Linked DNA regions of Homo sapiens: all the other regions are linked to region 2. Evidence: chromatin loops called from intact Hi-C (ENCODE). Cell type or tissue: PC-3. All regions are shown on one strand. Links, peaks and the distances in the headings refer to the core of each region. The heading gives the core; the rest is flanking DNA.

Region 1 (6,111 bases), core at 332-5,331, 610 kb before region 2:
ATATGAAGCAGCTATTTTGTGAGAATGAGATGAGCAAGTGAGCACAAGGAAGGCTTCTATGCTAAAGATGGTGAAGCAGAAAGACCCTGAGCCACACAGTTTGGCCAGACACCACTCACCATAACCCAAACATGCACCCTGGTTCATACCTCTGATCCCTGTAGCTTGTTACTTCTCTACATAAAATGTCTTCCCTACTTTCTGGATGGACTCTGACTTCAAATCTCAATCTAGAAGTTACCTCCCTCTGCAAAGCCTTCCCCAGCCAAAACAAATGTCTTTTTTTTTTTTTTTTTTTTGAGATGGAGTCTTGCTCTGTCACCCAGACTGGAGTGCAGCGGCACCATCTTGGCTCACTGCAACCTCCACCTCCCGGGTTCAAGTGATTCTCCTGCCTCAGCCTCCCGAGTAGCTGGGATTACAGGCACATGCTACCATACCCGGCTAATTTTTTGTATTTTAGTAGAGACAGGGTTTCACTGTGTTGCCCAGGCTGGTCTAGAACTCCTGAGCTTTAGGGGTCATTTGTTCACCCCAAACCCAGTCAGCCCGCAACATTAGCATTAGTTGTATGGTTAGTTACTAATGCACCCACTATAGTCTCCCTGGCTGACCACGCTGTACTATACCTACAAAAAGTACTCTGTAAATGAATGAGTATGAAATATTTCATAAGTCACTGACTGAACAAGTCAACCCCTTTCCTCTTTGAGTTTCTTAAGGGAACAAATAGTATCTCACTCACTGTTGCATCCCTAACAGGCAAATCTGAGATGCCCAATACATGTTTGCTAAACACAAACCATCACAGCTCCTCATAAAAATGTCTCCATTGAGCTGTGATTTAATGCCATCCCTTTCTGTGGGCTGAGAAATGCCTACTTGGACAGGGGTTTAGCATCATTCAGGGAGACTGCATTTCAATATATATATTTCTTATTTGTTTAAAATGTTTCTTTTTATACAACCAGCATGCTTTTTTTTTTTCTTTTACAATCTGGTATTTCCCTTTAGTGGGGAGGATGAAGCAGAATGGGAGGGAAGATTGCCAATGTTATTACTCTTTGATGATAACATAGGATTAGAACCCAAACATAAATTACTCCTAAATTCAGAGAGAAAAAATAAAAACAAAAAAATTATCTTTCTTCAAACTTCTATGCTTCTTTATTTGACAATAAGAATTTTATAAACCAACATCTTGTTCTTTTCTCCTTAGCATCCAGGATGTTTAGAACTAAATTATTCATTCTAGACATAGGGTTTATCTGATATTTCATCTTAATTATTTTTGATGCTTTGAAAAAAAGATTAACCTATTAAACATATTTTAACAAACTAAGCAATGTAAAATCATTTTTTTGATCCAGGCATAGTATAACCAACATCCTCAACAGCTGAAATTAAGCAGTCACTTTCTGCAGCATCAAAACTGCAATAAAGGGAGTCTCTGAGCCTACTCTGGTTCAGAAGCTGCCTACAAAACAATAAAATATTTTTTAAAACTGCAGTAAAGCCTTGAAAAAAAGTATGCATCTCCCAAATTTTGGCAAAATCAGCCCCCCTTTTCCTAAATTATTTTGATACATTTTAACAAGCTTCAACTGAGATTTTTAAATCACTGCATATTTACACATCTTTAAAAGTTTTCTTGGCTGGGTGTGGTGGCTCATGCCTGTAATCCCAGCACTTTGGGAGACGGAGGTGGGCAGATTATCTGAGGTCAGGAGTTTGACACCAGCCTGGCCAACATGGTGAAACCCTGTCTCCACTAAAAATACAAAAATTAGCCAGGCGTGGTGGCGCATGCCTGTAATCCCAGCTACTGGGAAGGCTGAGGCAGGAGAATCGCTTGAACCGGCAGGTAGAGGTTGCAGTGAGCCGAGATTGCACCATTGCGCTCCAGCCTGAGCAACAGAGCGAGACTTTTCTGAGACGGAATCTGTCCCTGACAAGGGCCAAACAAACAAAAAAAAAGTTTTCTTTATTTTATTTATTTTATTTTTGAGATGGAGTCTCACTCTGTCACTCAGGCTGGAGTGCAATGGTGCGATCTGAGCTCACTGCAGCCTCAGTCTCCCAGGTTCAAGCGATTCTCCTGCCTCAGCCTCCCGAGTAGCTGAGACTACACGCATGCGCCACCATGCCCAGCTAATTTTGTATTTTTAGTAGAGATGGAGTTTCACCATGTTGGCCAGGCTGGTGTCAAACTCCTGACCTCAGGTGATCCGACCACCTCGGCCTCCCAAAGTGCTGGGATTACAGGCATGAGCCACCACACCCAGCCAAAAGTTTTCTTTTATCAAGCATTAGACTGCCCACATTAACATACAAAACCTCAGCTCTTCATTATTTTTCTCCCAGAAACCTTCTGACTGGCTTAATTTTGTCCTGGAATAAAAGGCCTACTTAAATTGAGAAATAATTCTGTGTAACTATGAAAGCAGTAACTTCTCAAAATAAAATTTTGCCTTTCTACTTGGAGATGCCTTAGAAATAGTACTACAAAAAGCAACAACCAAAAAAATGAAGATTAGCTTCTGAAACAAATCTTTGTGAGAAAAAAAAGTAATGCCAGTCACAAAGAAAGAGCACTTATATAAAGAATCTGCCACATTCCCCACATAGGAGAGATGTGCTCCTAGAAAGTTGAAACCTATTTTTCTACTGCCATAGTTTAAAAGCCGGCAGGGGTGGGGAGTGGGGGAAGAAGGAGGGGGTGATACATTTACAATTTCAGAGCTCTTCAAATAGTAGGCAATGTTGACATGAAGTTGCAAGTGTAAATATTTGTTCCCTTCCTGGTTTATAAATTTCATGATGATAAAACTCTGTGTATAGAGCCACTAATTAAAAAGGAATCTATTTGCCTTGTAGGATGCTTGAGGTTGTATGTTTATTCAAGATGAATAAAGTGGTGCACACTAGAAAGGAACAGGAATTAGAATTTTGAACTTCATTGGTTTAACAAGTTCCTCCTGGGAATGAAAAGAGACTTCATTTGTCAAATCTGAGAAGGCTTTTCAGATGATAATTTGTGTGAAGATGCAGCAGTACATACAGTAAAAAATTATCTCCCCTGACCTTGAAAGGAAAGAAGGATGATATGTGATCAAGAAACAGCAAATTAAATGTTTGAGAAAAAGGAAGACAGGCTGGGCACAGTGGCTCATGCCTGTAATCCCAGCACTCTGGGAGGCTGAGGTGGGCAGGTCACTTGAGCTCAGGAGTTCGAGATCAGCCTGGCCGGCATGGTGAAACCTCATCTCTACTAAAAATACAAAAATTAGCCGGGTGTGGTGGCGTACATCTGTAATCCCAGCTACTTGGGTGGCTGAGGCAGGAGAATCTCGTGAACCCAAGAAGTGGAGGTTGCCATGAGCCACTGCACTCCAGCCTGGGTGACAGTGCAAGACTCCATCTCAAGGGAAAAAAAAAAAAAAAGAAAAAAAGGAAGACAATTTTCCATTACTTTGGTTTCAGGGTCACTTAACATTACCATTTAATGGTAATCTAGTAATGAGGTCCCCTCACTATTCAAGATTGCTTTAATGTGCTACACATAAGAACTAGCTAAACAAAACTGATTACTACATTACACATACAGATGACAGCCAGGATTGCTATTATTTACTTACATACTAAGTGGAATCTAGACCTTAAGCCTGAATAGCCACCACCACCACAAACAACAAGATCTTATTTTGCACTAGGAATGTTTAAAGCACTCTGTGTTTATTAGCTAATTTAATTTATCCAACATTTTGTTCTTGAAATGACTATTATCCCCAATTTATCTAATACAAAATATTTTTAAACATGTATCTCACACCCATAGAATATACAACACCAGGAGTAAACCCTAATGTAAACTATGGGCTTTGGGTGATAAGGCTGTGCAATTACAATGTGTCATCAGATGTAACAACCATTCTGGTGGGGGAGGTTGATAATGGGGAAAATTGTGCATGTGTAGGGGTAGGGAGTACATGAGAAATCTCTGCCCCTTCCACTCAATTTTGCTGTAAATCTAAAATTGCTCTTCAAAAAAAAGTCTACTTTTAAACACACAAACACACACACACATACACACACACACACACCCCACACACACCACCCACACACAAAACATAGATCTCACACAAAGAAGTAACTTCTAACCCTGCACACAGCAAGTACTCAATATTTGCTAATGGCAAGACTGGAAGTACAGGATGACTATGAAATCAACTAAGAAAGGCTGGGCATGGTGGCTCACGCTTATAATCCCAGCACTTTGGGAGGCCGAGGCAGGTGGATCACTTGAGGTCAGGAGTTTGAGACCAGCCTGGCCAACATGGTAGAAACCCTGTCTCTACTAAAACTACAAAAAATTAGCTGGGTGTGGTGGCGCATGGCTGTAATCCTGGCTACTCGGGAGACTGAGGCAGGAGAATCCCTTGAACTAGGAGGCAGAGGTTGCAGTGTGCCGAGATTGCGCCACTGCACTCCAGCCTGAGCGACAGAGCAAGACTCTGTCTCGGAAAAAGAAAAGAAAAGAAAAGAAAAATCAACTAAGAAAACAACTAAGAAACTGACAGACTTACAGCCTATCAGTCACTGAAGAAATAAACAACATATGACAACCTACAGTAACCACCCAAGTGAATTTGTCTTTTGCTTTCTTATTCCCATGGGGACTACAGGACCTCTGTGATAACATAAGTTCCTTCTACAATGATCCTGTATGTGCCTTTCCAATTTTTCATAACTTCAAGTAAGAAATACGTTCACATCATGACCTACTATACACATATGTGAATATTAAACTAAAATAGAAGTTTCATGAAACATTACTTACCCTTTTACACAAGGCATGCTATATTTTTATTCTGTTTCTCTTTTTTTTTTCTTTAATGCTGATAGGAACTCATTATGTTGATTTCACAATCAATTAATGAGAGACAATTCAGTTTGAAGAACACTGATTTCATGCCTATATTTTGGTTTTCTGGGTAGAGTAAAATTTCTGTCTGCACCTGATAACTCTAAATGAGTCATTTCATCTCCCTGAGTCTCACCTCATCTGTGAAATAAATACCTGTATTAACTACTCATAGAGTGGCTGAATTGAGGAAAAGAGAGAGGGAATAAAAAGACCTTGGGGAGAAGATTCTATTGGAATTCAGTCTGCAACCATCAGGGTGCACCAAGTGGGGAACATCTACCTCCCTCTCTCTCCCCTAAAATCTCTTCCAATCCATGAGCAAGTTCTGTTAAATATGTTCTTCAAAACATATTTCAGATCTGTCCTCATCTCTCCATCCCCACTGTCAAAACCCCAGTCTATGCCTCCATCCTCACAAAGGCCTCCTCCCAGGCTTGCCCTCCTCTACCCTTGCTCCTCTATAGCTCCCCTGGCCACACAGCAGCCTCGGTGACCTTTAAAAAGTTTTATTTTATTTATTTATTTATTTATTTATTTATTTTGCTGCTGCTCAGACTAAAGTGCAGTGGCATGATCATAGCTCACTGCAGCCTTGTATTCCTGGGCTCAAGCGATCCTCCTGCCTCAGCCTCCTGAGCAGCTGGAACCACAGGCACATGCCATCACATCTGGCTTTTTTTTTTTTTCATTTTTTGTAGAGATGGGATCTCTCTATGTTGCCCAGGCTGGTCTCCAATTCCTGGCCTCAAGCGATACTTCCACCTCAGCCTCCCAAAGCACTGAAATTATAGCCGTGAGCCACCATGCCTGGGCAAAAAAGTTTTATTTTGAAAAAATTTCAAACCTATAGAAAAGTTGCAGGAATAATTCAATAAACACCCATATGCCCTTTAAAACTGGCCACTTTTGCTTTATCTCTCTTTTGTGAATCATTTGAGAATAAGTTGTAAAGACCATGATCATTCACCCCGCTTAAGAACAAGGTCATTCTCTTCATTTCCATAATGTATTATCAGACTTAGGACACTTAACATTGATATAAGAGTATCATCTAACAGTCAGTACATATTCCAAATTTGCCAGTTTTCCCCAATACTGTCCTTTACAGTAAGTTTTCTTCCTCCAACCTAGGACCATTTAGTTTTCATGTCTCTCGATGACTTTAAAACATAAACTAAGACAGG
Region 2 (6,111 bases), core at 801-5,800:
AATGATGTATCACTATATTATAAGGAAATGATTAGTTCTATTCCATCACTATCAAGAGTTTCATATGTATTGTTAGTTATTGGAAATGTAGGTTACTAAATCTCTAGTGTTCAAACAGTTTAAAAACAATTAAGGAGGCTCTTTTCTTGAGACTACACACGCATTAACCCAAATAGATTATAAGAGTGTTATAGTTGGTGGGGAAAAAAATTATGATAAATACAAGCAATATTTTCTAATAAAGATGAATGTTAATAGAAAAATTAATGTTACATTTAAATATAATTTGAATATTGTGTACAACAATGAAGCACTTTAATTAAAAAACAAGTTTAAGCCATACTTAATCATTCATCTTTCTCCCTTGCTGCCAACTTCCTTTTATTCTTCAAACACATGAAGCAGTTGATATTATTTCCCCAAACAATAAAACCATTTATCATAATTTCACTACACTTACTGCTACTCCTTAAAGATAATTTATATTTCCCCACATAGATTAATTGTAAAAATCTTACAGAAGCTAAATCTGCACATTAAGTACTAGGATAAAAATACTGGCAAGTCATGAATTGGACAATATCTACCAACTGTCATTTTCAGCACTGAAAGCGGTAATCAATAAATCAAACTGATAATCTGAAAATTGATCATTCTACAACATCTGTGATACTTACAGATTATAGGCTAATTTAAAACATATAGCAAAGACTGATAAAATCCAAACATGTCTGGGTAATAACCATGCTTACAAGTGGACTAACATTTCTGTAATATCTAATATATGCCAGGCACTAGGCTAGGTATTTCACACACATTATCTTATTTTATCATCACCATAACTATATCAATAGTTGTATCAACAATTTTGCCAGTGAGGAAATGGACTCTGAGAAGTCACACAACTAATAAGTAGCACAAATGAGATTAAAGTAAAAACAAATTCTAGTGAAATAAAATCAATAGTGTAAGAACAGCTTAGCCAAAAAAAAAAAAAAGTTTTTCATGTGTTGGGGGGTGTTGCTGTTTCTTAAAGATATGGTGACTTGCTCTGTTGCTTAGGCTGGAGTGCAGTGGCGCAATCGAGCTGCAGCCTCGAACTCCTGGGCTCAAGCAATCCTCCTGCCTCAGTCTCCTGGGTAGCTAGAACTACAGGTTCATGCCACTATCTCTGGCTAACTTTTAAATATTTTGTAGAAATGGGATCTCATTATGCTGCCCAGAGCGGTCTCAAACTCCTGGCTTCAAGTGAACCTCCCACCACAGCCTCCCAAAGTGCTGGGATTACAGGTGTGAGCCACCATACCTGGCAAAGAAAAACAGCTTTAAGATGACTTCCTTAAAGAAATAAGTGCAATTTTACAACCATTCTTTATTTCCCTAATAAGATCCAAATTTTCTTTGGGGAATCATCCCTTCAACACTCTTAATCCATAAATTTCCAGCAGTGTTAACTCTATCTCCAGTTGCAGAGTAGATATGGAACCCAAACAAGCCAAAGAGGCCTAATATGACATAATCCTACACCTGTTTTTAGAGCCACTAAAACAGACAGACAGACACACACACACACACACACACACACACACACACACACAAATAAGGATATAAGCCAATAGCTGATGGCAGTACCCTACCTCTAGAAGATGAGGTGAAGAGGGTCCAAATAAAATTATTTGAACCTCTGCATCAAGCTTCACCTAAAATCAGCCATACCAACATCTTTTTAGATATGTGATCCAATAATTTCCATTTACTTAAGCCAGTATGAGTTAGGGTTTCTGTCACCTGCACGATACACATATCAACAAAAATTTAATGGTGTAACTCATCTCCAGAAATCAAATAATGCACTTAATTATTCCCAATCTGGAATCTTAAAAAAAAATGTAACAGGAATCAAGGAATCATCTTCAATACAGTCATTCCTCAGTATCTTTGAGGGATCCAGGACCCAACTTGGATACCAAAATGCACACATACTAAAGTACCACAGTTGGCCCTGTTGAACCCATAGATCCAAAAAGTTGGCCCTTCTCTCCATATACACAACTTTCACATTCCTTGAATACTGTATTTTCCATCCATTTTTGCTTGTAGATGCCAAACCAACCCATATAGAGGGCCAACTGTATTTACTGGAAAAAAACTAATATAAGTAGGTGCATGCAGTTCAAACCTGTGCTGTTTGAGGGTCAACTGTATTTGCATATAACCTGCATACATCCTCCCCAAACTTTAAATCATCTCTAGATTACTAACAATATCTAATACAATGGAAATGTATGTAAACTTTTGTCATATTGTTTAGGGAATATTGACAAGGAAAAATGTGTACATGCTCTGTACACAGGCAATTTCTTTTTCCCTAATATTTTCTTTCCACGGTTTAATCCACCAATGTGGAACCCATGGATATGTATTTCAAAAAAATTCAGTGGAATTGTACATTGACCTAGGAAAAGGCCACTAAAGCTTATTAAAACACCAAGTTCCTTCTGATTATATAATTTCAATATGAAAATTTCAATTATCTTTTTTAATATGAATTTTAAATGAAAATACCTTTTTATATACAACCTTTAAAATTAGAAAGAAATGAACTATTACTTTTAAAACACAGTTTATTTGGTGGACAAACTTCTTTACAATGCAAATTCCAGAAAATTTTTCAAAATGATCACTGGAGAAGAAAATATCAAGAACTATAATATACTATGGGTTATACTCAATAAGACAATTCGCTCATTTACTATACAAGCAGTGCCTTTTTTTTTCTTCTTTTTTTCTTTTTTTTGAAGCAGAGTCCTGCTCTGTCACCCAGGCTGGAGTGCAGTGGCGCGATCTCCGATCACAGCAACCTCTCCTTCCCCGGTTCAAGCAATTCTCTGCCTCAGCCTCCTGAGTAGCTGGGATTACAGGTGCCCGCCACCACGCCAGGCTAATTTTTGTATTTTTAGTAGAGACGGGGTTTCATCATGTTGGCCGGGCTGGTCTTGAATTGCTGACCTCGTGATCCACCCACCTCGGCCTCCCAAGGTGCTGAGATTACAGGCGTGAGCCACTGTGCCCGGCCGCCTTTCGATCTTTCTATTCTGAGGTTACTGAGCCTCCAGAGACTTCAAATAAGCAGTCTAAGACTAATGGCACCACCTAGCGTCCTGTACTGGTCACTATCTGACTCACTGTCTTCTACTTCCTTTTGCTGCTGGACATAGGCTAGTCTTCTTCTATTGCTGTTTTTCTTTAGTAATCCTTCCAAAAGTCATTTATGTCTCATTTATATATACATACACATCAACACATCATCCTTAAGTCTCCTTCTCTCATCCCTCTCTCTGCAATTGTCCCATTACTTTAGGAACAACTATTTAGTATGCCCTTGATCTTTCCCAGGTACTTGGTCCTTAACCTATATTATCATCACAAGCACTTTATAAACCTAATAGAACCTCTACTCACATGCCCTAGATCCCCTAAATCTCAGATAATTGAACAGGTACTGCAAATCTAAAACCAATTTGCCTGATTACTACCCATATGACCCATATACTTTTTTAAAAAAATATTTTCATACAATGGCCAAACTACAAATCCAATTTATAAAAATTGGTGGTAAATGAATCAGTTATATCTCAAAAGAAAACAAATGGCATTAAAAGTGAAAATTAGATTTTAAGTGAGGCTCAATTCACCACTTGAAAGTGTATAGAAGTTCTGACTTTGATAAAGTGATTGTTTTTCACTCTTTTGTAATTAAGTTGCGCTTTTCTCAAATATCATCACAGAAAAAAATGTTATTGTTCACATCTGCTGGTTATAATATCATTTTCTAGGCCAGGCACGGTGGCTCACGCCTGTAATCTCAGCCAGCACTTTTGGAGGCCAAGGCAGGTGGATCACGAGGTCAGGAGATTGAGACCATCTTGGCCAACATGGTGAAACCCCGTCTCTACTAAAATAAAAACAATTAGCTGGGCGTGGTGGTGCGCACCTGTAGTCCTAGCTACTCAGGAGGCTGAAGCAGGGGAATCGCTTGAACCCAGGAAGCAGAGGTTGCAGTGAGCTGAGATTGTACCACTGCACTCCAGCCTGGTGACAGAGCAAGACTCCGTCTCAAAAAAAAAAAAAAATTGTAGTATTTTATATTATAAATTCCAATATTATAGCTTATCATCAGCTAAATCAATTTTGGGAAGAGGGCTTGGACCTAAATTATCACTGTTATTTTCATTTTAAGAAAATTTGGCCAGGTGTGGTTGCTCACAACTGTAATCCCAGCACTTTGGAAAGCCAAGGCAGGAGAATCATTTGATGTTCAAGACCAGTCTACCCAACAAAGCAAGACCCTGTCTCTACAAAAAATAAAGAAAAAAATAGGTACTTTGACAAAAAGGAAAATTCAACTGAAACATTGGTATAGGGACAAATAGACCAATGGAACAGAATTAGAACCCAGAAATTGACCCCCATGCAAACAAAAAACTATTAAGGCAATGAAGTTTTCAGAAAATTATACAAAGATAATTGGTTATCCATATGCAAAAAAACTCAAGTCTCCAACTCTACCTCACACCATACACAAAAATTACATACTACCAGATGAAAGATCTACCTCTGCAAAGCACATATGGGAAACTCTGACCTTAGAGTAGGAAGTAATTTCTTAAATAAGGCATAAGAAGATAAAGCATTTTTAAAAATTGATAATGTGATTACATTTCATTTTAAAACTTGTGTGAGGCAAAAGACACCACAAAATGAAAGACAAGTCACATACTAGGCACAGATATATGGCAAATATAATCAAAGAATTTGTATCCATAAAATACAAAAAAAACTCATGCAAATCAGTAATTTAAAATATCTCAAAAGAAAAAATGAGTAAAGGACATTAAGAGGCAATCACAAGATGAGAACTGTAAAAGGTAAACACATGTATAAGAAAAAAGGCTCAGCCTCACTATATATTTTCAAAATTCAATTAAAACCACAATGAGATACAGTTCACACCTACAAAACAGAAATTAGAATTTCTGTTTATACCAATTCTTAGCAAGACAATTGAGAAAGGGAATGCTCAGATACCACTGGAAAGAACAACTCAGCAACATCTACTGAAGTGCAACATGTGCAAGCCCAGTGACACAACAATTCCACACACAGGTATAAACCCCAAGGAGCACTAGCCTATAAAACTTTTTATGATAATGGAATGATTCCATATCCACAATATCCAATACATTACTCACTAGTTACATGTGGCTATTAAACACTTTAAATGTTGCTAGTGTAACTGAGGAACTGAGTTAATTTTAATTAATTGAAATTTAAACATCCACATATTTAAAATACAGTCCTCAAGAATCTTTCACATATGCATAAACAGATCAGTACAAGAACCTTAAACACAGTAGTGTTTCTAATACTGAAAAACCTGTAATTCCTCAACCAAAGAATAAATTGTGATGTATTCATACAAGTCTATACAGGTGAAAATAAATTACATATAAATTACGTGCATTAACAGGGAAAAATCTAAAAATTCAATGTTACACGAAAAAGCGAGCCGAAGGAGAGGCACTGTAAAATATGTTTTAGAACACGCAAATCAATACTTCATATTGCTTATGAATATATACACATATATTTTAAGCACTAAGAAAAGCATTACAGCTAAAAACAAAACTGGAACACCAGTGAACTTTGAAATAAGACAGAAAATGGGCTGAAGACAGGTATACAGAGAACCCCAGATGTACTTGTAATGTATTCCCCTTTTACCATTTGGGTGGAAGACTCTGCCCACCCAAATCTTCAACAAATCTAAGTGTTGACAGATTGGGTACATGGGTGTTTGTTTTAGTACTGCTAGTTTGTTCTACATAAAGTATTTCATAAGGAAAAACTAAAAGTAAGAAAATTCATGCTACAAACTGTAGAACATCACTAGCAAGTTTGAGAGGTTCCTGTTTATTCTTTAATTTCTCTCCATCTCACACAGCTTACTAACATCCATCACTAAGTACAATGAAATCAAATTTGTGAAGGCCTAAAACACCCAACCGTATTTTCATGATGAAGCATAGCCTGTCACTAAAAATGTTTTCT
Region 3 (6,111 bases), core at 635-5,634, 830 kb before region 2:
TGCTTAGGCTGGAGTGCAATGGCATGGTCAAGGATTAGGGCTCACTGCAGCCTTGACTTCCTGGGCTCAGGTGATTCTCCCACCTCAGCTTCCCGAGTAGGAGGGACTATAAGTGTGTGCCACCACAACCAGCTAATGTTTTTTTTGGAGACGGAGTTTCGTTCTTGTTGCCAAGGCTGGAGTGCAATGGCGTGATCTCAGCTCACTACAACCCCCACCTCCCGGGTTCAAATGATTCTCCTGCCTCAGGCTCCCGAGTAGCTGGGATTACAGGCATGCGCCACCACGCCCAGCTAATTTTGTATTTTTAGTAGAGGCAGGTTTTCTCCATGTTAGTCAGGCTGGTCTCGAACTCCCGACCTCAGGTGATCCGCCCACCTCGGCCTCCCAAAGTGCTAGGATTACAGGCATGAGCCACCGCGACCAGCCCAACTCACTAATTTTTTGTATTTTTAGTAGAGACAGGGTCTGGCTATATTGCCTAGACTGGTCTTGAACCCCTGGGCTCAAGCAATCCTCCCACCTCAGCCTCCCAAAGTGTCGGGATTATAGGCATTAGCCACTGCATCCGGCCAAGGGACCTTTTAAAATGGTTTATTTGATCTTCCTTCTCCCACTATCTCTTTTTTTCTTTTTGTTTTTTCTTTTTTTCTTTTTGAGACGGAGTCTCGCCCTGTCGCCCAGGCTGGAGTGCAGTGGCGCGATCTCGGCTCACTGCAAGCTCTGCCTCCCGGGTTCACGCCATTCTCCTGCCTCAGCCTCCTGAGTAGCTGGGACTACAGGCATCCACCACCACGCCCGGCTAGCCTGTTAGCCAGGATGGTCTCGATCTCCTGACCTCATGACCCACCCTCCTCGGTTTCCCAAAGTGCTGGGATTATAGGCTTCAGCCACCGCGCCCGGCCCCTTCTCCCACTATCAACATACATGTACACAATATGCCACAGTCAGACCTGGGCTGAGCTGCCTTGATTCTTAGCAGTGCTGGGACAGAGGCCTGGGCCTGGAGGGAAAGGTGCCTGACTGTGCTTGGCACTGGCCATGCCATGGAACCAGTGGACAAGTTGGGAGTGGCAGGGGAGGCTGGAAGAGGGGAGTAGACAGCATGCTTTATAATTAAACTCAAATCAAAAAATAGAAACAGCATCAAGTGTGCGGAGACAGGCGGCTGAAAGCCAGCAGCACGAACTGCCCGTCAGAGAAGTGCACAGCCTGGGCCAGATACTCCCACAGGTGGGTGAGTGCTCCTAATTTGGGGGGGGTAGGATGTGGTCCCTGAGCATGCTGGGTAATGAGGGCCAGGACACTTGTGCCTGTGTGGGGAGGGGTGGGGTTTGGGTTGGGTAGAGAACCGACTGGGTCAGAGATGAAGGCGCAGACAAGGTATAGTAGAGTCAGAGAGACCTGGGTTTGAATCCTGACTCCCACATCAATTGGCTATGTGACTCTGGGTATGTTGCTTAACCTCTCTGAGTCTCGGTTTCCTCATCTGTAAAATGGGGATGATAATATTACCTGCTCCATAAAGGCACTGTGAGGATTCAATGAGAAAATGTGAGCACCTAGCTCTGTCTGGCACATAGTACATCCTTGATGAGTGCTAAATATAACAATTATTGCTGGACAGAGAAAGAAATATCAAGAAATACAGAGATAGAGAAGAAATCTCACTGTCCCGTAGGGAAGTTACCCTCCACATAGGATATGGCTGGGGCTGGAAAGGGTAAGAGTAATTATAGTAGTGATAATAATAGTAAGACGTGCCATTTATTGGGCATCTACCATAAGACAGACCCTGTGGGAGGTGCTTTACATTAATTATTACATGGAATTCTCACAGCAGCCCCACTGAAGAAACTGGCTTGGTGAAGACAAGACCACATAGCTGCAAGTACCAGACCTGAGATTTCTACCCAGGTCTGCCCTCCCCAAGACCCTCAGGCTGAGCACAGAGACCCACAGCTGTTCCCCACTGGCAGCCACACGCCACCCTTCTGCAGGCCTTCTCCCCACACTCCTCACTGGTCCTGCCCTGAGATCTCCAGCCCCACATGGCCTGTGGCCACACTTCTGTCTGGCCTCCCTGGAGTGGAGTCAGAAAGGATGGGCAGGAAGAAAGTCCAGGGGACTATCTGAAACTGCAGCTGAGAGGTGGATGGCAAACAGCTGCCCCCTGCCCCAAGGAAGCCTGTGCCTCTGCCCGATGTCTTGGGCACACAGAGCAGCGTCATGGGAGGCTGCAAAGGCACATGAGCTTCCTGGGGGAGGATGGGAGACAGAGGCAAACGGGGGAGTGACCCAGGGAGGAGAGATGCAAACACAGAAAAGAAGTGCATGGACTTGCAAACAGCAGCAGCACAGGAGCAGCCAGGAAAAGCCCTGCCTACAGAGGCAGCTGCTCTGCTGAGCGGGGGAGGCAGGAAGGGGGCGAGGAGGAGCACGGGATCAGGGAGAGAAGGAAGACTGCAGGGAGTGGGAGGGGAGCTCGGCCGGGCCCTGGCCCTGCTGGACGTTGGGCCTGTGCTTCACCCAGCTGGGGACAAGGAGACATGGAATGTAGTGTCAGGCAGGGCCCTCCGAAGACCAAGTCTCAGGTGTCAGAAACCGGCGGAGCTGCCACAACCACCGACTTCCCCTCCTTGGGAGGGACTGGGGCTTAAAGGACGAGTCCCTGGGGGGGTGGCCGGGCCTGACTCTGACTGATGGGATGGGCTGGGTCCCAGTGGGTTAGAGTGGACAGGTGGGGCAACACCCTGAGCATCGGGAGCAAGGCATTAGGTGGAGCCTGACCAGGCATAGCGCTAAGTCCAGGGGAGAGCCCCGTTCTTCAGACCTGGGCCTAGGTCCCCTCGGAGGCAGAGGCATGCACTGTGGCCTACCAGCCCCCAAATCCTTGACCCCTCTGGAGCCTCCTGGGGGTGGAGCCTGGCTGCCTGCTCCCTGGCAAGGCTGGGCTGTGACACACCCATTGGCCACCAGGGGGCAGCCTCACCCCATGCCAAGCTCCGCAGGCCTGAGCCCGGAGCCTGTCCCACTTCCCAAAGCCCCATCTCCTGCCTGGGGTGGTGCAGCCCCACCTGATGGCTCCAGACCAGTGTGGCTGTTGGACTCCTCTGGGTCCTGGGGGCTTCCCCAACTCCACCACACTACACTGCCCTCTGCCCTGCAGTGACCGCATATCCAGACACTCCTCTCTCATTCTCGGGTCAGACCCCCAGAGCATCCTGAAAATTAAGTCCAGCATCCCTAGCATGGGAAGATAAACTGTGGTCCAGATGGGAGCAAAGACTTGCTCGTGGCCACAGAATGAGTTATGGCAGAGTGCTGGGGGAGCCAGGCTCTCCTCCCTGCCTCAGAAGTTCTCTTCCCACCTCTTCAGGTAGACTCCCATCTTCATGGAGGTTTATGGAACCAACGGTCTTCAATCCCAAACAGATACCAAGCAGAGAGGAGGCCTGGGGGTTTAGAGGGACCGGAGGGCCCACTGCAGTCCACAAGGCCTCAGTCGGCTCTCAGGCCCCACCCCCCATGGGCGCCCCAGCCAGCACCTGGAATTCTAGCCGCTTCACAGTGTTTGTGTTCTGGGCAGAACCTGCCCAGCCCTGTTCCGCTCAGGCAGAGTCCTGCCCCTGCACCCACTCCCCCATTCCCGGCCCCAGGCCATGCCCCAGGTAGGTGGCAGGCCACTCAGCCACCTGGAGAGGTCACAGTGGGGGATGAGGAGGACAGCTTGGTCTTCACTTCCGCCTTGCCCGACAGCCTCCCACTGGGTGAGCCTGGCCAAGCCGGCAGCCTCCTGGGTGCCTGTTTCTTTTTCTGGTCCTGGCACTGCCTACCAAAGGGAAAAGATGTTCTTCCCAGTATGCACCTTCCCTAGTCACTGGTCCAGGGGATCAGGGGCAGTTAGCAAAGACAGGACCCCCTCTCCAACACGGCACCAGGCCCATATTCTGGTGCCGCTGAAAATCCAGCTCCGCAGGGTCCCTGACTCCTTCAGCCAGCAGATGCCTGAAACAAGCTACCTGACCCGGGTGGGGCCTGACATCCAGTGCTGGCCTGAGTCGTGGGGGTAAGGAGGAAAACCCAGGGCCTGTAGGCAGGTGTGTGGCTCAGCAGTACCAGGCTCCCTTGAGGAAGCAGATGGGTTAGTGACCACTCTCTGGAGGCCCCAAAGATGGTAACTGAAAGGCTTGGGGATGGACTAAAACCCCAGCCTTGCTACTCATGAGCCGTATGGCTTTGGGCATCACTTTTAAAACATTCTGAGCTTCAGCTTCCTCCTGGGTAAAATAGGAACAGATATCCCACGAGTGAGACATCAGGCTTTTTGTTGTTGTTGAGATGGACTCTCGCTCTGTTGCCCAGGCTGGAGTGCAGTGGTGTGACCTCAGCTCACTGCAACCTCTGCCTCACAGGTTCAAAAGGTTCTCCTGCCTCAGCCTCCCTAGTAGCTGGGACTACAGGAGTGGACCACCACACCTGGCTAATTTTTGTATTTTTGGTAGAGACAGGATTTTGCCTCATTGGCCAGGCTGGTCTCGAACTCCTGACCTCAGTTGATCTGCCTGCCTCAGCCTCCCAAAGTGCTGGGATTACAAGTGTGAGCCACCGTGCCCAGCCAGAGGCATCAGGCTTATAAGAGGCATTAGCTCATTCCATGCGGAGTTGCTAACAAATACCAGTTCACAGTCCTGGCCTCTTACCTGGAGATAGGCTCTGATCTCCAAGCCCCTGAAAGTGGGAGGGGACGGGGGTCTGAGGATGAGTACTGGAAGTAGCAGGTGAGGGGGCTTGAGATGAGCTGCTTAGGTTGGTGGGGGCTTCCTGGGTGCCCTGAGAGCCACAGCCATCTGGGGCTTTCATCCCTACAAAGTCCAAGCTGATTTAGGGATGAGATCTGCACTGACTAGTGCCACAAACAGGGAACTCCAAGGGCCCCTTGGCCAAAGCTTCATACATCTGCAGCTCAGCAGAGGGCAGGAGAGAGGTCTGCCCAGCTCCATAGCAGTGACAAAGGCTTGATTCCCTTGTTCCCTGGGGAAGGGTTCTAGGCCTCAGCCCCAGCTGAGCTTGTTAATACCTCATGTGAAATAGATGAAGCCCTTCCTGCAGCATCCCCGTGGCACCTAGGCACTGCACCATGGGCTTCCCCATCAGCTGGATCCACCCTCTGGGAGCCTGCCTCCAGCCACTGCGGTGTCCACTCTGTTCCAGGATGGACTCACTGCAGAAGCAGGACCTCCGGAGGCCCAAGATCCATGGGGCAGTCCAGGCATCTCCCTACCAGCCGCCCACATTGGCTTCGCTGCAGCGCTTGCTGTGGGTCCGTCAGGCTGCCACACTGAACCATATCGATGAGGTCTGGCCCAGCCTCTTCCTGGGAGATGCGTGAGTAAGACCCACGTTAGGAGTGGGGATGGCGGAAGGGTGTGAGGTTCACACGGGAATGGGGGCATGAGCCTCTCTCAGAGCCCTCTAGGGCAGAGGTGGCACGCTTGCCTCCCACCGTCTCTTTCCCTATGTTTCTTTCCTTTTATATTATTACTGCTTTTAACTGTGGAACTAGAATGCACATAAGAAAAGTGCACAGGGCCGGGTGCGGTGGCTCACGCCTGTAATCCCAGCACTTTGGGAGGCCAAGACAGGTGGATCACTTGAGGTCAGAAGTTCGAGACCAGCCTGGCCAACATGGTGAAACCTCATCTCTACTAAAAATACAAAAAATTAGCCAGGTGTGGTGGTGGACGCCTGCAATCACAGCTACTCAGGAGGCTGAGGCAGGAGAATCACTTGAATCCAGGAGGCAGAGGTTGCAGTGAGCCGAGATCGTGCCACTGCACTCCAGCCTGGACAATAAGAGCGAAACTCTGTCTCAAAGAAAGAAAAAAAAAAGGAAAAAGGAAATGTGCACAGAGCACGTATGAACAGCTTCATCACCCAGTGAAGAAAAAGGATATTACTTGTCTCCCAGAAGCCCCTACTGAATCCTTCTCATTATAACTTTTCTATTCTCTGTGGTTAATCACTATCTGTTGAATTAATTATTTTCTGTAAAGTTTTACCACCTATATATCTAAACAGTGTAGTTAGTTTCACCTGTTGTTTAAAATG
Region 4 (6,111 bases), core at 568-5,567, 170 kb before region 2:
TTTCAGCACTTTAAATATGTTATCTCATTACCTTCTGGCTTCATTGGTACCGGTGAGAAGTAAGCTGTTAATTTTGTGTTCCCCTGTTGTGATTTGCTGAGTTTAAGATTTTCCTTTTGTCCTTGTCAAATAGTCAAGATTTTGCTATTATGAGGCCAGGTGTGCATCTCTTTGCATTTATTGTACTTGGTGTTCAAAGAGCTTCCTAGATGTATAAACAAATGTTTTTCAATAAATTTGGGCGGTTTTTTGCCATTTTTTCTTCAAGTATTTTTTTCTGCCTTTATTTTCAGACATAATAGTAGTTATAGCATAGAACTGGGCATGAAAATATCTCCCCATTTACTAACCACATGACTGTGGATAACACACAACATTTTTTGTGTCTCAATTTTCTTAAATGTAAAGGCGGATGAATTATACCAACCATATGTCACCTAATTCATTGGATTACTGTGAGGCTCAAGTTACATAATATCTAATTTAAAAACTAAACATTAAATAAATGTAAATGTATTTTTCCAAGGATAAAGTCTTCATCTATAAACCTTTGATCTCAATTCCATCTAGCAGTTATCACTCTTCCACACTGCATTATCAGTCTTCTGTTCTATCATATCTTCCTTAGACAATATACAAACTCAAATCTCTTATATCTTTAAGCAAACCTTCCCTCTCACCCAACAGTCTTCACTCGATGTAATGTGCCTACTACTACCATCTTTCTGGTGGCATAGTGATTCTTAAACTCTCTGAGGTGAAGGCCAAGTTATTTTTTATCCTCTAGTCCAACATAGACCCATATATAGTGCTACTGTGCATAACTAGTTTACAGATTATATATAAACAACTCACCACAGGTGCTCTCCAACATTCAAAGTCATCCATTCCCTGTTCAATGAGAAATCTGATGATCGTGCACCAGGATGTTGGCAGTGTTAAACAAAATGTATAGGATCCCATTAGTTTGGACTAAGCTCCTGCACTAGGCCCACCAGACCAAACCAAAATGGAGTCACTCAAGCTGAAGTTCCACATCACTAAGCTAAAACATAGTTGTTTATCTTACTTTCCAAGAAATCAGGAGAAACAGATAATAGCCAGATCCCCAAACAGACCAGTTTTAGCTGGTATAAGGAAGTCCCCTCTGCTTTAACCTTTATAAGAAAAGTAATTTTGGAAATACCAATCCACATTTTGTTTTCTGTTTTTGCTTTCCTCAGCCCTTTTCTGTCTATAAAGTCAACTTCCTCTGCTCAGCTTACTGGAATATTCATTCTATTTAATAGAATGAGGTTGTTGTCCGATTTTAGAATTGCAAATAAAAACCAATTAACATCTTTAAATTTGTTGTAATTTTGTATTTGCTGGAAGGGGGTGTAAACTTGTTAAACAGTTTCCAAATAGTCTCAAATTTTATATTTCATTCATTACAGACTAAGATCAAATAGTTCTCAGACTACACTTTTCTCTAATAATTTTTTTTCTATCACCAGTGGTGTAATCAAAATCCATCAGTCATTTTAGACAGCGATGACCTCCTATCTTTCATAACCATCCTTTTCTGTCTCTTCTGTTGATACTAATTTCTTTCTTCACTATTTAGGAAGAATTCCTTAAGATGTTATTTTTGGCATTCTTCCTGTATTCCAAACTCATTATATATATAGAAAATCATTTCTCCCTCTGGATTTACTAAATGAGCCATGATTCTCTCAAGTCATGTAAAAGGGTAACCTCTACCTCATTTTACTTCACCACACACAAATATTCATTTCCAAGGGCTTTTGCATCCTTTCCTACTTTCTTACTTATATCAGCCTCAACCTAGACTAATATAACACCTTTCTAATTAATGTATCTGTAACTAATCTTCCTCACCTCCAATTTAAAGACACATGGTCAAATTAATGTATCCAGCATAGTTTTGATCATAGTAATTCCCTGTGTACTCAAAGTATTTCGTTTTAGCAATCCATACCAGTTTCAGATTTTAACACTGTTACTCTCATATGAATCAACTTTGACAAGTCAACAATTCCTTTAATATAGCTGGCAACTGTAAACATTGGTAAATAGTTACTGAATGACTGACTTAAATGATTATTGGATTCAAATAATTTTGAAAATAAAAAAATCACTCTATACTGTTTATATTATGACTATATACCTTTATATTACTATCCTTACTTTACAAAACTAATCCCATAACCAATGCTATTTTCACATGTCTAATAATACTGCTGCTAGTTTTACTGTTGGATGAACTACATTCTAGCCTCCTGCTGCTACTGAGAAATGCATTAAAGTAGGTCACGTGGTTTTCTTCATGTCAACAAATGATGGCTCAATTAGGCAGATAAGTATCTACAGCCCTCAGCAGAATCTTCAGTCCATTCTTAGCAGTTTAGAAAAGCACTTTGGTTAGCATTAGAGCCAAGGAAAGGAACACTTGTAATTCTTTAAGCATTCAATTAAATTTTTTAAATTCAAGACTGGCTATTGAATGTTTCCAAACAAACAGTGTGGAAGTAGACATTCATCATGAATGAGCACTCTAAAATCTGGTGTGTATGTAAATTTCTTAATGAATGAGATTATGACATTTCTGATACACTGTTTGCAGTATAAACACTTATGGATGATCCATTTTGGTAATTTTGTCATCAACAGATGATTCTATGTTGGTTTGCTAATTAATGGGCAGTGTGTGCATGCATAGAGCCAAAGGCATTTCCAACTAAAAGATACATAGAGCTACTGCTGAGTCACTTAGTAAAGTAAAGCCTTCCAGTTCATGAAAGGAAATCTCAGGAATGCAAAGTAAAAAAGAAAAATCATGAAGCAAAAAGGTTCCAGAATAGACAAATACCTAAATATTTAGACATCAGTTTATCTACTCTTTTCTAAAAATTCAATCTACTGAATTAGATTTTTCCCACCCTAAGAAATTAGAAGGAATTTAAAAAGGAAGTTGAAGATGACACACCACCAGCTCCAGGGCTAGTAAAATTATTAAAATGTATATATAAGTACTCAAAATATATAACAATTTGAGTAACTTAAAATAAAAGCAAATACATGTATACACTTGAAGAGACTCATAGAATAGTCCTATAAGTAACAGACGTTATAGATGATGATCCCGTGTCATGAAGAAAATTGAATTGTATGCATGGAACTGATGAAGAAAGAAAGAACTACATCAATATTTGGAAGAGGAAAATTTAAAGAAGGGTTCACTTCAGCAATAAATGATTATAGATAAATGATACATTCCTAAACTAAGTTTCAATAATACTAAGAGCAGTGCTAAATTTATCTAAATGAAAAAAATACTATCACCATTTATTTCTATTGCCAATACAAGGATGATCAATGTGAGATATCCCTCAATAGCATGGAAATAACAGATATTAATACTGCCTTTTAGCCAACCATCAAACCACTAAGTAGGATCAGATATGGAATATGGCCTGTCTGAATATATTAACAAATCTACAAAAGGATTATGTTGGGGGTTAGGGTAGTGTTGGTGCATTATGAAAGAGAAACAAAAGCAAATGTTTGTGCTACTTTTATTTTAAATAAAAATAAAAATTCTGTTGCTCAGGCTGGAGTGCAGTGGTGCAACCATGGATCACTGCAGGCTTGACCTCCTGGGCTCAAGGGATCCTCCCACCTCAGCGTCTCGAGTAGCTGGGACCTCAGGCACAAGCCACCATGTCTAAATATTATTATTATTATTTTGGTAGAGACAGGGACTTGTTATGTTGACCAGGCTCGTCTTAAATTCTTGGCCTCAGGGATCCTCCCGCCTTGGCCTCCTAAAGTGCTGGAATTATAAGCATGAGCCACTGCATCTGCCAACACTACTTATTAAAGAAGAGCTCAGAAAGCCTTTTGTCTATGGAATTTAATTTTTTCAGGTCCCTACTAAAGAGATAAATGTATCTTATTGATTGACTGAGATAGAGTCTTGCTCTGTTGTCCAGGCTGGAGTGAAATGTATCTTACTGATTGATTGATTGATTGATTGGAGACAGAGTCTTGCTCTGTTGCCCAGGCTGGAGCACAGTGGCACAATCTAGGCTCACTGCAACCTCCGCCTCCCAGGTTCAAGCAATTATCGTGCCTCAGCCTCCCGAGCAACTGAGATTACAGGTGCCAGCTACCACACCTGGCTAATTTTCGTAGTTTTAGTGGAGATAAGATTTCACCATGTTGGGCATGCTGGTCTCAAACTCCTGACCTCAAGTGATCTGCCCACCTCGGCCTCCCAAAGTGTTGGGATTACAGGCATGAGCCACCATGCCCGGCCTCAGATGCATTTAAAGACTGATTTATTCAAGTCCCCTTATCCTGATTCTGCAGTCGCCATTACATTCCAATGCAAGTTTGCCTAAAGAAACAGATATGCGGATTAAGCAGACACAAACATTTGGGCCGATGTGATAACTACATTTCCTACTATAAATAAATAAGGCAATCTATTGGTTTCTGTAATCATTCTCTTGGAACCTGGTAAATGGAATCATTCTTGCCTCCTTTCCTTTTCTCATATCCAACTGTCAGCCCATCAGAAAAATTTTTGTGAGCTCTTCTTCAAAACATATCTAGAATCTGAACCATCTTTAACACTTCCACCATAAGTCTAAGCTACCATCATCTCTCACATGGGCAGCCTCTTTTTTTTTTTTTTTTTTTTTTTTTGAGACGGAGTCTCGCTCTGTCGCCCAGGCTGGAGTGCAGTGGCGGGATCTCGGCTCACTGCAAGCTCCGATGGGCAGCCTCTTAATAGTTCCCCATGCTTCAACACTTGCCCAACCACCATCTATTTTCTATATAGCAGCCACATCTTATAGACCTGGCTCATAGCTGCCTTGTAGAACTCATCTCCTTCCAGCCGCCTTGCTCTGTCTCAAACACTCTAGGCATATTTCCTTCTCAAGGCCTCTGTGCTTGTTCCCTCTGCTTGAAATGTGCTTTCCCCAAACAGCTGTATGGCTTTTTTCTTCACTTCCTTCAGGCCTCTTCTGAATGTCAACTTAACCATCAAGTCATTCTCTACTATTTATTCCCTACTATATATTGAGAGGTGGTAGAATGTAAGAATTAAAAGCTTAGAGGCAGTCTAAAGTAATGAAAATTGATGTTCCTTTTAAAAAATAATTTTTTATTTTTATAAAATGAGATGGGGTCTTGCTACGTTGACCAGGCTGGTCATGAACTTCTGGCCTCAAGCAATTCTCTCATCTCGGCCTCCTAAAATGCTGGGATTACAGGTGTGAGCCATTACGCCCAGCCAAAAATTGGTGTTCATACAAAAACTTATGTGCAAATATTCACAGCAGCTTTATCTGTAATAGCTCCAAACTGGAAACAACCAAGATGTCTTTCAATAGGTGAACAGAGGGAAGTGGGTGGGCAACATGAAGGATCATTGTGGTGACAGATATATTTGGAGCCTTGACTATATCAGTGTCAATATGATGGTTATGATATGGTTCTATAGTTTTGTAAGAAGTTACCTCGAGAAACTGAGTAAAAAGTACATGAGATCTCTCTGTATTATATTACAACTGCATGTGAATCTACAAATTATGTCAAAATAAAAAAAATTAATTAAAAAAAGCTTGGACACAAGCCAGTCTGATGGATTCAAAATCCTGGGTCTGCTACTTTTAGCTGTGAAACCTGGAGAAAGTTAACACCTCCGTGCCTCTGTTTCTTCATCAATAAAATAGAGGTAATAATAGTACCAATCTAATAAGGTTGTTTGAGGTAAAGGAATTACTATATGTAAAGATCTTAGAATGGTATGTGGCCCAGAGTAAGTATCATATGAGTATTAGCTACTATTGTTAATAATTTTAGAGAATAATGTCTACTATATTGTCTATTTTAACATATGCTCCCGATTCACAGTATAACACTATCTGGTACATAATAGGCACTGGATAAATATTTGTTGAATGAAAACATGAAAGCTCCTGATAGATGAATTTGCTTTTAGTGTACTGACAGAATCACTCTTCTGGATATCCAAGTTTGAGAGTATCACTAGTCAAACATTTTTTCCTTTTATATTTGTATAACTGATTATGGTAT
Region 5 (6,111 bases), core at 568-5,567, 240 kb before region 2:
AGAATTGCTATAAGAAAGGCATACTCTAGTAAGACTTGAAGTCATTATATGACAACTTAAAGCAAAAGGAAGGTGAAGGATTTAAAGCTGGAGAATTTAATGTCAGCAAAGGATGGCTTGACATTTTTAGAAAGAGGTTTGGCTTCAAAAAATGGATAAGAGGAGAAGTAACTTCTGCTGACAAAGAAGTACCTTGTCAGTAAGGAACTGTCTTTTAAATTTCTTTAGATATTGAACAATGCCCCGGGTCACCCACACCAGGAGTTCAACAACAAAGGTGTCAAAGTGGTCTACTTGCCATCAAACACAATATCTCTAATTCAGATCTAGATTAGGGGGTCATAAGGACCTTTAAAGATCATTACACATGGTAATCTATAGAAAAGATTGTCAATGCTATGGAAGTAGACCTCAACTTAGAGAACACCAAGGATATCTGAAAGAATCAAATCATGGAAAACGCCATTGTTACAAAAGTAGCCATGAAAGCCATCAAGCCCAAAAAAATAAATTGATGCTAGAGAAAAACTGTGTCCAATGGTGTATATGACTTCATAGGATTTACAACAGAGTCAATCAAGGATATCATAAAAGAGACTGTGGATATGGCAAAAAAAAAAAAAAAAAAGTGGGGGGAAGTTGAAGAGTTTCAAGATACGGATCTTGGAGTAATTCAAGAGCTAACAGACACCATATCACAGGAATTAACAGAAGATGACTTGATGGAGATGAGTGCTTCCAAATCAGTGCCAGATGATGAGAAAGAAGATGTAGAATAAGTAGTGCCAGAAACAAATTCATATTAGACCATATAACAGAATGATTCCAGTTATTCAAAAGACTGCTTTTGACTTCTTTTACAACATGGACCCTTCTATGATATGGGCACTGAACCAAAAGCAAAAGGTGGAAGGATAGGTGCCATATAGAAACATTTTTAGAGTAACATTTTTAGGGAAATGAAAAATAAGACAGAAATTACAACGTATTTCTGTAAAGTTACACTGAGTATGCCTACCTCTTCTGCCATCCTTTCCACCTCCTTCATCATTTCCACCCCTGCTACCCCTGAGACAGGAAGACCAGCTCTTCCCCACCCTCCTCTTCAGCCTGCTCAGTGTGAAGACTACTAGGATGAAGATGTTTATGATGATCCACCTCCACTTAATGAACAATAAATGTATTAGTCCGTTTTCACACTCCTATAAAGAACTGCCCAAGACTGACTAATTTATAAAGAAAAGAGGTTTAATTGACTCACAGTTCTGCATGGCTGGGGAGGCCTCAGGAAACACAATCATGGCAGAAGGGGAAGCAGGCATGTCATACATGGCAGCAGGCGAGAGAGGGCACATGAGAGAGGAACTGTCAAACACTTATAAAACTAACAGGTTCCACGAGAACTCACTATCACAAGAACAGCATGGGGGAAATGGCCCCCATGATCTAATGACCTCCTAACAGGTCCCTCCCTTAACATGTGGAGATTATGGGGATTAAAATTCGAGATGAGATTTGAGTGGGGAAGCAGAGCCAAACCATATCAATGAATATATTTTCCTTATGATTTTCTTTTCTCTAGCTTACTGTGTTACAAAAATACACTGTATAATACATATAATATACAAAATACATGTTCATCAATGATTAATGTTACAGGTAAGGCTTCTGGTCAACAGTAGGCTCTTAGTAAAGTTTCTGGGGAGTCAAAAGTTATACATGGATTTTCAACTACCCGGGGGAGGGGAGTGCCTCTAACCCCCGGCACTGTTCAAGGGTTAACTGTATTTACTAAATGAATATGTATGCTTATGGAATACTGCACACTCTTCAAGCCTTGTATTCCAAGTGGATACTGCTACCTTCATTTCCCATTCTGCATTGATTTTTCAGGAGGTACATATTAAAAAAAAAACAACAACAGTAATTATTTTTTAAAAAGACATCATCCAAAAGGAATGTAGCAAAATTTAATTTTGAAACCGATATAAAATATCCTGTAGCACTCTTGTGAGTCTGCTGCAGTACCCTGGGGTGTCAGTGCACAGTTTCGGAACTGTGGCTCTACTTGAATTAAACACCTTGAGATAAGTCTTTTTATTTGAGAGAGCTAAAGCCCTTCTTGAGCATGGTTCAGAGTACTTGGAAAATGGAAGTACTTTATTCTGTATGAGGTAGCGTAAGTAAATCTGTGTATCAGGGTGGGATTCTGGAGAGCAAAGTAAGAGGATTTTATAAAGAGATGGACCCTGACAAGATGATGGCAGCTGGGTGCCCTGGAGATAAAATATGGCGAGTAAAAAATTGCCTGTGCCTGGGATGAGTGAACAACTTCAGTAATGCTGATAACTAGTAATCAGTTTTGTTTCTTATCCTATGTAGTGTTATAATCCTTCTCCATCAACTTAAACCTTCCACAAAAATTAGCTCTTTACTTCCCTAATATGTGTATAAATAATAATTTTTCTGCCCAATGAAGTTTTAATCTTTAAACTATTATCTCTTTGTCTCAAAATGCAGTGTCTAAGGTCCTATCAATTTTAATTATACAGCAACTCCTGGAACTATGTCATCCTTCCTATTAATATAACTTTAGTTGATAACTCTCATTACTTTGTAAACCCTACTGCAACACTTTCCTGCTCTGGCAAAGCTCCTTTGTTCAAAAAACCTTAAATGACTCATTTCCTAAACAATAGTAGCTCAAGTTCCTGAAGTGGCATTAAAAATCCTCTAAATCTGACAGTAATCTATCTTTCCTATATAATCTCTGATGACTCACATCCACAAAACTCTTACTTTGACCATATGGAGTTTCTAGCTAGCCTAAGTATAAATCCTGTACCTTTCTATATCCTTTCCTTTGCTGGTGATATTTATTCACTCTGTAGAATCTGCTCTTCCTTTTCTACTTGGTCAACTAAAGCAAGGACTGGCAAGTGTTTTCTGTAAAATGCCCCAATAAATATTTTAGGTTTGCAGGCCACATGGTATCTGTTGCAACCACTCAACTCTGCTATTGTAGCGTATGGCTCATAGGCCATACTTTGTTGACCTCTGAACTAAAAGGAAAGAAGAAAATACATACTAAGTAGAAATGAAAACAACAACCCAGATAAAAATAACATTGGAGATAAATATTAATAGAAAATCCATTTAGTGTGGTAATGAGAGTGTAGCTTCCTCTTAGTAACGAACTACATAAAGAAATTGAAAACTAAGGCAGATTTAGAGAGAAAGAAACGATATAATTACATTTCCTAAAGTTTTCCCTTAAAATGAGGACATCTGACTATTTTCTGAGGCTAGCACTAAATCAATACAAGTCCTTTACATTTGAGTATAACACCCAATTTCCAGGGGGTAATACATTATCTTGCTTTAATTGCTGCTGCTTTCTATCTCTAACTCCCAACCTGACTCAAATGTTTCTCCCTAGATGCCTCTGAGAATAGTTTCGTTGAAAACAGATCTTCTAGCTTCATCACAAGACAAGGTCATTTATATAATTTTTTTACAATGTGAGTGCTTTCGTCTATTGAAAGAAACAAAAAATTATCAAGTGGTAGAATGTGCTAATAATTATGCAAAAATTATTTTGAAATTTTTTTTAATTTAAAAAAGTGAATTGCAATCATAGAAGGTTGCAGTTCATAAGCCAGGCCAATGTAGACTACATTTAAAATATAGGTGCCTTCTGTGATTGTGAAAGTGCTGCAGGGAATAAACCTCTTCTAATTTAAACTATGGCTTGCTTTTTGGCAAATTACTGCAATAAACACTCTCTATGTCTACATTTCTTATATGTGGCACAAAGGAAGCTATGCTTCTTTTTGTATTTACTTTTATGTTAGTTTACTTTTAAACTAACACTTGTAGTATGTTCCCAGAAAAAAATTTAAAAAAAATAGCAATTGATAATAAAGCAGCATGCAGTAGTTTAAAAAGAAATCACTGGGCTAAAAATCCAGATACTCAAATTCTGGCCTGGGTTTGGACTAGCTACTAGGCAATCTTAGTGATATATAGTATTTAATCTTGATGAGTTTTAGTTTTTTCATTTGTGAAAAACAGGAGATTGGGTTGGATGACCTTGAGAAACACCTTCATTTCAAAAATTCTAGAATTCAGTTAAGTCTTAAATCAACTGATTTCTTTAAAAAATTGAGGTAAAATTCACATAAAATTATATTCACAGTGTTGTGCAACCATGACCTCTATCTACTTCTCAACATTTTTAGCACCCCAAGAAGAAACCCTATCTTCCCATTAAAAAGTTATTCCCCATTCCTCACTCCCCACAAGTCCCTGGCAACTACCAATCTGCTTTTGTTTCTGTGGATTTACCTATTATGGATACTTCATATAAATGGAATCATACAATATGTGATCCTTTATGTCTGGCTTCGTCCATTTTCTTGATATTGAGGTTCACTCACATTCTATCATGCATCAGTACTTTATTCTTTTTTATGAACGAATGATATTCCATTGTATGGATCTATCACAATGTATCTTCCTGCTTGTGGACATTTGGGTTGTTTCCATAACAATTTTTTTGCATAATATTTTCAGAAGCCATAAATAACATAAAAACATGTACACATCAAAGGTGCACTTTTAAAAAAGATTTAAAGGGATATTCTGAATAGGGAGTCCCTTTTATCCAGAAATTGACAAATCTTGGTGAGCCAGAAATGAAACTAATTGTAACTTCTGATTCATGAAACTAATAATTGAGGTTTTAGTGGAAATTTTATAAACACGAAATTTTATATATGATGAAGAAGTTTAAGAAATACATGGATCAGGCTCTGAAAGAGAAGCAGAGAATACAAGTGATCTTGAAGTACCTAATTGAAGATGATTCTTCTTTTTGGCCATATTTTATCATAAAGTGATTTTAACTGTTTTAACTTAACAGAACACAAAACAGTGATTTTTCTCCAGTTACTACCAGACACAGTTGTTTTAAATCTGAGTTAAAAATGGCAAAAATGCAATGATTTTTTTCTGTGTAATTGTTTTGGCTCTCTGAAGTTTGCATTGTTTATTTCTATGAAAGTATCACTTTATAAGTGGAAAATGACTAAGCTGAAAGCTATTGTTTATATCCTTCAGAGTGGTCAGTGTTTCTGTTTTTGATAAAAGCTAAATGTGAAATCATTTTCTGTAACATAGGAAAGAGCCAAACTGTCAGTAAATGCACTTATATTGACCCTGACATTTTCTTCTTAGGTGCTGCCAACATGTCAAAAGGAAAGGATTGCTTTCAGACATCAATAATTTCTTTATTGCTGAAGCAAATCCTGATTGCTGCAGGATTAATATCTATCCATTTGCACCAGTAGCACAAGAAGTCAAAAAGGGATAGATAGCCCTTGACACTAGATAGCAAACATTTCAAACCAGTTTCTCACTTGCTCCATGACATCGGAATATGTCACTTAAATGTTATTTTTCAAAAACCATATATTACTCAGACATTGTTTTCTGAGCTTTATGAAGTTATATGATTTGATGTAATTTTTAAAATAAGAAAAGTGACTAAAATACATTTTTAATACTCACATAGGATAGTAGTTCTCAAAGTATAATTTCTGAATCACTCGGAAAGTTGCTCAAAATGCAATATCTTGGTCATACCCCAGACTTACTGAATCAGAAACCTGTGTGGGTAGGACACAGCAACCTGTGTTTTCCCAAGCCCTCCAGGTGGTTTTGCAAACCACTGACTAAAAAAACACTGAAATATCCATTTATTATCCTTATGATTTTTATCCATCCAGGAAAATTCAGAATCTTCACGAAGATGGCAAAAAGGAGGCCTACTACAAAATGTAAAACTTGACTGGAGTGGGGGAAAAAGTAGAGTAGTCAAGGCTGTAATACAGAACACTGTATTGCAGAAACACTAGAGGTAGTGTTTCTTTGTTCCAAGAGGCAGTTCTAATATGATCTGGATAAAAAATGAGGCTTAGTTTCCCGGCCACTATGGCACTGGCCTGACACAACAGTTCTGCTACTACTTGGCTTCTATTTCGGGCTTCCAAATTATTTCCCATGAAAACAGAGTTCTGCAGCTACAAATATTTGATCTATTAATCCTCT

What was found. A loop is a pair of places that touch in the nucleus more often than their neighbours do. Peaks named below come from ENCODE experiments on the same cell type or tissue, not always from the same donor. Only the 100,000 strongest peaks of a DNase experiment are listed, where the experiment ranks them.
Region 1: it touches region 2 in a loop (6-fold over the local background); 2 of 110 quality-filtered maps call a loop at or near these places.
Region 3: it touches region 2 in a loop (10-fold over the local background); 96 of 110 quality-filtered maps call a loop at or near these places.
Region 4: a loop joins it to region 2, with 3 times the contacts of the local background. A loop is called at or near these places in 2 of 110 quality-filtered maps.
Region 5: it touches region 2 in a loop (4-fold over the local background); 2 of 110 quality-filtered maps call a loop at or near these places.

The regions. Positions count from the first base shown.
Region 1 is chr10:74,872,808-74,878,918 of GRCh38, reverse strand. All of the region lies in intron 3 of KAT6B (lysine acetyltransferase 6B), which reads right to left. Among named protein-coding and RNA genes, the nearest start is that of KAT6B, 49 kb to the right of the region's middle. In PC-3, for the core only: no CTCF peak of the experiment used is centred there; a DNase peak (open chromatin) is centred at 2,838; H3K4me3 peaks cover 400 bases; H3K27ac peaks cover 1,505 bases.
Region 2 is chr10:74,263,242-74,269,352 of GRCh38, reverse strand. The region is part of intron 3 of ADK (adenosine kinase); the gene reads right to left. Among named protein-coding and RNA genes, the nearest start is that of ADK, 120 kb to the right of the region's middle. In PC-3, for the core only: a CTCF peak has its summit at 3,158 (motif pointing left); DNase peaks (open chromatin) are centred at 3,162 and 5,162; H3K4me3 peaks cover 271 bases.
Region 3 is chr10:75,096,989-75,103,099 of GRCh38, reverse strand. It overlaps DUSP13B (dual specificity phosphatase 13B), which reads left to right and starts at 3,588. Exons shown (of 4, transcript NM_001363514.2): 1 at 3,588-4,069; 2 at 5,215-5,388. The coding sequence starts at 3,663. It also overlaps a transcript of SAMD8 not described here. In PC-3, for the core only: CTCF peaks have their summits at 2,985 (motif pointing right) and 4,983 (motif pointing right); DNase peaks (open chromatin) are centred at 2,989 and 4,969.
Region 4 is chr10:74,429,669-74,435,779 of GRCh38, reverse strand. The region is part of intron 6 of ADK (adenosine kinase); the gene reads right to left. Among named protein-coding and RNA genes, the nearest start is that of ADK-AS1, 97 kb to the left of the region's middle. In PC-3, for the core only: no CTCF peak of the experiment used is centred there; DNase peaks (open chromatin) are centred at 2,159 and 2,759; H3K27ac peaks cover 1,543 bases.
Region 5 is chr10:74,500,035-74,506,145 of GRCh38, reverse strand. All of the region lies in intron 6 of ADK (adenosine kinase), which reads right to left. Among named protein-coding and RNA genes, the nearest start is that of ADK-AS1, 26 kb to the left of the region's middle. In PC-3, for the core only: no CTCF peak of the experiment used is centred there; a DNase peak (open chromatin) is centred at 2,725; H3K4me3 peaks cover 561 bases; H3K27ac peaks cover 2,213 bases.